2 separate regions of the Homo sapiens genome follow, and region 2 is linked to region 1. The links are chromatin loops, found by intact Hi-C in ENCODE. Cell type or tissue: dorsolateral prefrontal cortex. All regions are shown on one strand. Links, peaks and the distances in the headings refer to the core of each region. The heading gives the core; the rest is flanking DNA. Region 1 has its middle 500 kb from the start of CASC17. Region 2 has its middle 490 kb from the start of KCNJ2.

Region 1 (2,924 bases), core at 308-2,807:
AGACGGAGCTCTGTCGCCCAGGCTGGAGTGCAGTGGCGCCGTCTCTGCTGACTGCAACCTTTGCCTCCTGGGTTCAAGCAATTCTCCCGCCTCAGCCTCCCCAGTAGCTGGGATTGAGAGGTGAAGCTGGCTGGGCTTCTGGGTCGGGTGGGGACTTGGAGAACTTTTCTGTCTAGCTAAAGGATTGTAAATGCACCAATCAGCGCTCTGCGTCGAGCTAAAGTTTTGTAAACGCACCAATCAGCACTCTGTAAAAACGGACCAATCAGCACTCTGTAAAATGGACCAATGAGCATTCTGTATAAGGGACCAATCAGCAGGATGTGGGTGGGGCCAAATAAGGGAATAAAAGCTGGCCACCTCAACCAGCCTGGGCAACTTGCTTGGGTCCCCTAGCAGAATGTGGAAGCTTTGTTCTTTCACTCTTCACAATAAGTCTGGCTGCTGATTGCTCTAGGTGCCCACTAAGTTTATGAGCTGTAATGCCCAGGTCTGGGGCTTCACTCCTGAAGTCAGTGAGACCAGAACCCACGGGGAGGAACAAACAACTCCAACTCCGGCCCTGCCACGTTTAAGAGCTGTAACACTCACTGTGAAGGTCTGCAGCTTGGTTCCGGAAGCCAAGCAAGACCACGAACCCACTGGAAGGAAGAAACTCTGGACACACCATCTGTAAGAGCTGTAACACTCACCGCCAGGGTCCGTGGATTCATTCTTGAAGTCAGCGAGACCAAGAACCCACTGGAAGGAACCAATTCCTGACACAGGATTACAGGCGCCCGCCACCATGCGTAGCTAATTTTTGTACGTTTTTAGTAAAAATGGGGTTTCACCACGTTGGCCAACTACGTCTCGAGCTCCTGCCCTTGTGATCTGCCTACCTTGGCCTCCCAAAGTGCTGGGATTACAGGCATGAGCCACCACGCCTGGCCAGGTTTGTCTTCTTAAAATTCCCTTTTGGGACTCTGTTTTTCTTTAGGTAAATGCAGTGGTTAGTCATTTAGGTGAGAAAAGAGGTGCCAGATGAGACAAAGGCAGGAGCAGAACAAATCCAAGAGCTGACTTGCGCTGCATCAGAAAATATTTGTGTATTCTGTTGTCCTCCTGAAGGGAGGGGAAAAGCAAGCTAATTATCCATATTAGAACCTAGAGGTCAAGTTTATTGAAATGAGCAAGGGACTTTGAAGCACAGAACTAGTTGCATTAGTCTATTCTCCCACTGCTGTAAAGAAATACCTGAGACAGGGTAATTTCTAAAGAAAAGAGGTTTAATTGACTCACAGTTTTACAGGCCGTACAGGAAGCATGGCTGGGGAGGCTTCAGGAAATACATGATCATGGCAGAAGGCAAAGGGGAAGCAACACATGTTACATGGTGGGAGCTGGAGGAAGAGAGAGAATGAAGGAGCTCTTTTGCTGAGCGCACACTCCATGTGGCTGTGTGTGGCATGGTGTCCCTCTCCCCTGGTCTGTGAGTATATGTGACTAATACACTGCTGTTGATCTCACTTGTCCAGTGTGAAGTATTAGTATTTTGCCATTCCCATAACACTATAGAGAAATCCTTTCCTCACCAATGGAATGAATAGGAGGCAATTTTAAAATGAGGAATTACAACATAGTGTGTGAGGCAAGATATATGCAAGAATCAATAATATAATTAGGAGTGTCCAAGCAAGTGGTAAATTATGTGATACTAACTGAAAGTACTATGGAAGTTCAGAAATGTTTGTATGCATAAGTAATTTTAGTTTAGTAAACAAAATATTTAATGAAAAAAAGTTTAAAGACTTTGAAATAGGAATAAAACAACCACATCTCATGAGAACTCTATCATGAGACAGCATTAGGGCGATGGTGCTAAACCATTAGAAACCACCCCCACGATCCAATCACCTCCCACCAGGATCACAATACAACAGGAGATTTGGGTGGGGACACAGAGCCAAACCATATCGCTGATACTCTTCAGTTTTATTTTCTTGGCATCAGTATGATACAAACATTTCTACCCACCCCATATTTTTAAACCTTATTATATAAAACAGCCTTTTATTATCAGTTTAGTTTTCTGTGTTTTAATTTTTTTTGGGGGGGGGGGGAATTTTTTTTTTTTTTTTAGAAGTAAGTGATAAATGATGAGTCCTCCACCTGTTGACAGCTAAAAAAGGATGGCACACCGTATCGGGCAGGTTCCAGACGGAATATTAGTTTGTTTGTTTGTTTTTAACAGGATTTAATACAAAGAATCAATTATTTGGTATGGGAGGATAGAAAAGGCAAAGGGGAAACACTGAGATGATACTGTCAGAAAAGATTATCAAAGTGAAATTGTGCTAAACACTTGTTAACATGGACAAGACAGACTTTATTCGGGTTATAGCAATAAAGGAGGGAGACTTCAGAACAGGACTGAATTCAGCCCTCCCACTTTTTGTTTCTGCAGAAATAGGAGGGTTTTTAATTTCTGGGATAAACTAGTGGAAATGTAGCTGGAAGGGGAAGTTGGTCAAGTCGTTAGAGCATCTGTGTTTGCTAATTGTTGTTTGTTCAGGTTAGCCGCCTACCCTCCCACAAAGAATGGGAAAAAGGGACACTTGTCTTCCTTAATGATTAGATTTCAAAGGGGGTGGCTCCCATGTCTTTGAGAAAGACATTTCTGGGCTGTAAAAGGGGCAGAGAAAGATTTTACCGTTGCTAGTATTTTACTGTAAATACTCTAAGAAAAGAGAGGTCAGAAGCTTATGGTCATGATGTAATCTGTCTAAAGTTTAGTGAAGGTGAGAGGAATGTGAAGGCCATCTTGGTCAAGATGCAGGAAGAAAGGGAAGAAGTTGTTGAACATTTTCAAATACTAGAAGTTTGGAGGAGAAGACTGGGCAGCTGGGACCTACACAAGGAGAAGAGGACGTATTTCAGCTCCA
Region 2 (2,924 bases), core at 245-2,744, 50 kb before region 1:
AAAATATACATAACTTTAAAAAGCAATTAAAAAGAAAAATAAATAAAATTAACAGAGCCTCAGTGACCTATGCAAAAATATGAAGTGGTCTAACACACAGGCAGTGGTGTATTAGGAAGGAGAAAAAGAAGGGGCAGAAAATATTTTTTTGAAGAAATTTCCTCCTCTTGTAAAAGCAAAAAAAAAATCACCTTTCATATCCAAGGAGCTCAATAAATGCCAAGAAGAATAAATACAAAAAAAACTCATATCTAGACATATCAAAATTATACTGCTATCATAAAAAGCTAAGATAAAGAAACATTTTATAATGTGCCAAAGGCAAAAACAAAACAAAACAAAACAGATCACAATTCGGGGAACGATTTTATAAAAACAGTTGACTTCTTATCCGTAGTAATGGGTGCTAGAAAACAATCGAACAACAAATATGAAGTAACAGAAGAAAAACAGAAATTGACCTGAAATTCTGTACTCAGTGAAAATATCCTTCACAAATGATGGAGATGCGAAGACAATGCCAGTCAAACAAAAGCTGAGAGAATTAATGGTCATCAACATTTTAAGGATGCTGGAAAAAGTTCTTCAGGCTGAAGGAAAGTATTAATTGATGGAAGTAGTTTCCAGGAAAATAAACTGTCCTCAAAAACATAGAATCTAGCACAGTAATTTTCATCAAACAATGGCCTGTGGGGCTCAGTCCAGCCCACTGACTGTATTGTAAAGTTTTATTGGAACACAGCCACGTCTGTACATTTATATATTATCTATGACTACTTTGGTCCTACGATTACAAATTGAGTTTCAACAGAGATCATATTTCACCTTTACAGAAGGAAAAATTGCTAAGTCTTATTGTAGGGGATAAAAAAGCAGACAACATAATAAAACATAACAAGACTAATATATAATCACGTATAGCACAAATGTGTGCATTGAGAAAATTCAAATATCTCTTTAAACAAAAAAATAGAGCTACTTGGAAATTTTCACTGGTTGGATGAGAGATCAGAAAAGTCAAAATGTATGAATGTTGAGTAAATAGCCACTGCCTAGGGCATTTCATCCACCAGAACAGAAGAATGGCAAATGATTCTTTGATACTTCCAGTGTTAGATTCAAGAAGTGGCATTTAAAAAGTATGATTCTCTTGATTGTATCAGATTTTCAAATTTACTGCAAGGAACACTAAATTTTGAATTAGGATCCCCACTTTTATGCAAAATAAGTAAATACATAAAGCATTTATGGATGGGTTTATCCTGAGCTCAGCTTTTATAAGGCTTACTTCCGTAAGGTATAAATTTATAAAAAATCCTTTCACAGATTGGAGATTTGTCGCCAGATTTGTCTGGCTATTAGATTGTAACAGCGCAGGTGGGAATTTAGGGAAATAAACAGTACTCATAAGGACCTGTTGATTAATTTGAGCTCAGCCTTTCTATCCCTAATATTCTCTTTCCTTTCTCTCTCTGCACATCTGTGACACTGGAGTTTGGCCCAGAGGAAGAACGCACAGTGGAGATAAAGAGATGTGTGCCAAGAAAGCCGAATATTCAGATCAGATGGGATGCAGATGAACATCTGTGCTGGGAAAAAAAAAAAAAAAAGAAAAAAAAAAGCCAAGGACAGATACTCTCCCAATGTTGAAATAACTGTACAGAATTCTACCCCTACAAAATCTCTCTTTTTTTATAGAGTTTTTCATTTAAAGAAATAGTGTTTCTGCACTGCACTTAAAGGTTATTTGCCTGCTCCTTTGCAGGTGTGTGTGTGTGTGTGTGTGTGTGTGTGTGTGTTTCTTTTTTCAGTTTACCAATTCAAAGGCGCAGGCCAACCTCCTATTATTTGTGTCCATATTTAAAGTGGGCTTGACAGTCAGATTTTTGCACTGACAGGCACACAATAAAAATCATGTACTGTTACTAGTTTTCTAGGCAGAATTATTTCATAACAATTATCTTCACATCTCCAATGTTCTGTGTGCTCAAAACCAGTTGTCTTTATTTTAATAATTAAGCCAAAGTGACAGTGGCTGACAGCTGCAATTGGTTTCATTTGTGAGGCAGGCACTGCTTTCAGTATCACCATGGAATCCTTCTGGCTCAGTGTCAGAATATTTAAGCCATTGAATGTAACCAAATTTGCAGTCAGACAAGGTGCACATTTTCAGGCAAACACACATTTTATGTGTGTGTAACACCATGCATTTTCTCACCGACTCCCAATAGCTTTAGCAAGATCTTTAAAGTACAAATCTACAAAATATTTAATAGATGCAAAGGGCATTTTTAAATGAAACTGCTTTGTTCCCTTTTTGTGCTATTAATCCAAGAGTTGGTCAAAATTTTCTGTAAAGGGCCAGATAGTAAATATTTTTGGCTTTGCAGGCCATATGGTCTCTGTTGCCATGACTGAATTCTGCCCTTGGAGTTTGGAAGCAGCCATAGACAATATGTAAATGAATAGGTGTAGCTTCAGTCCAATAAAGCTGTATTTACAAAAACTGGCTGCAGGGAAGATTCGGTTCATGGTCTGCTTTAAACAACAATTCAACATACTTTATTTTTAATATAATGCACAACATTTTAAGTTGTTTTTCCCTTCCTGATTATTAAAACTGCAAAGCACTTCTAGAGATGGAGAAAGAGTGATTATAGTTAAAAAAAAAGATTTGAGATTATTTAGTATTTGAACAATACAAAATGTATTTTCTATAAATATAACGTGATATTTACATGACATATAAAAAATTACTTCCCTGTAGATTATCTCATTCATTTCAGTAACAACCTGGTTAGTCAGGGTGACAGGTATGATTCTTCAGCCCCATGAAGCTTAAACAGGTTAAGTGGCTTTCCCAATGTTACAATGGCTAAGTGCAAAATCAGAATTTTACCTTTTCCATTTGGATTCTAAGGCTT

The links. A loop is a pair of places that touch in the nucleus more often than their neighbours do. Peaks named below come from ENCODE experiments on the same cell type or tissue, not always from the same donor. Only the 100,000 strongest peaks of a DNase experiment are listed, where the experiment ranks them.
Region 2: it touches region 1 in a loop (2.1-fold over the local background); 2 of 110 quality-filtered maps call a loop at or near these places.

The regions. Positions count from the first base shown.
Region 1 is chr17:70,703,534-70,706,457 of GRCh38, forward strand. No RefSeq gene overlaps it. Among named protein-coding and RNA genes, the nearest start is that of CASC17, 500 kb to the right of the region's middle. In dorsolateral prefrontal cortex, for the core only: no CTCF peak of the experiment used is centred there; no DNase peak of the experiment used is centred there.
Region 2 is chr17:70,653,344-70,656,267 of GRCh38, forward strand. No RefSeq gene overlaps it. Among named protein-coding and RNA genes, the nearest start is that of KCNJ2, 490 kb to the left of the region's middle. In dorsolateral prefrontal cortex, for the core only: no CTCF peak of the experiment used is centred there; no DNase peak of the experiment used is centred there; H3K4me3 peaks cover 1,617 bases; H3K27ac peaks cover 2,181 bases.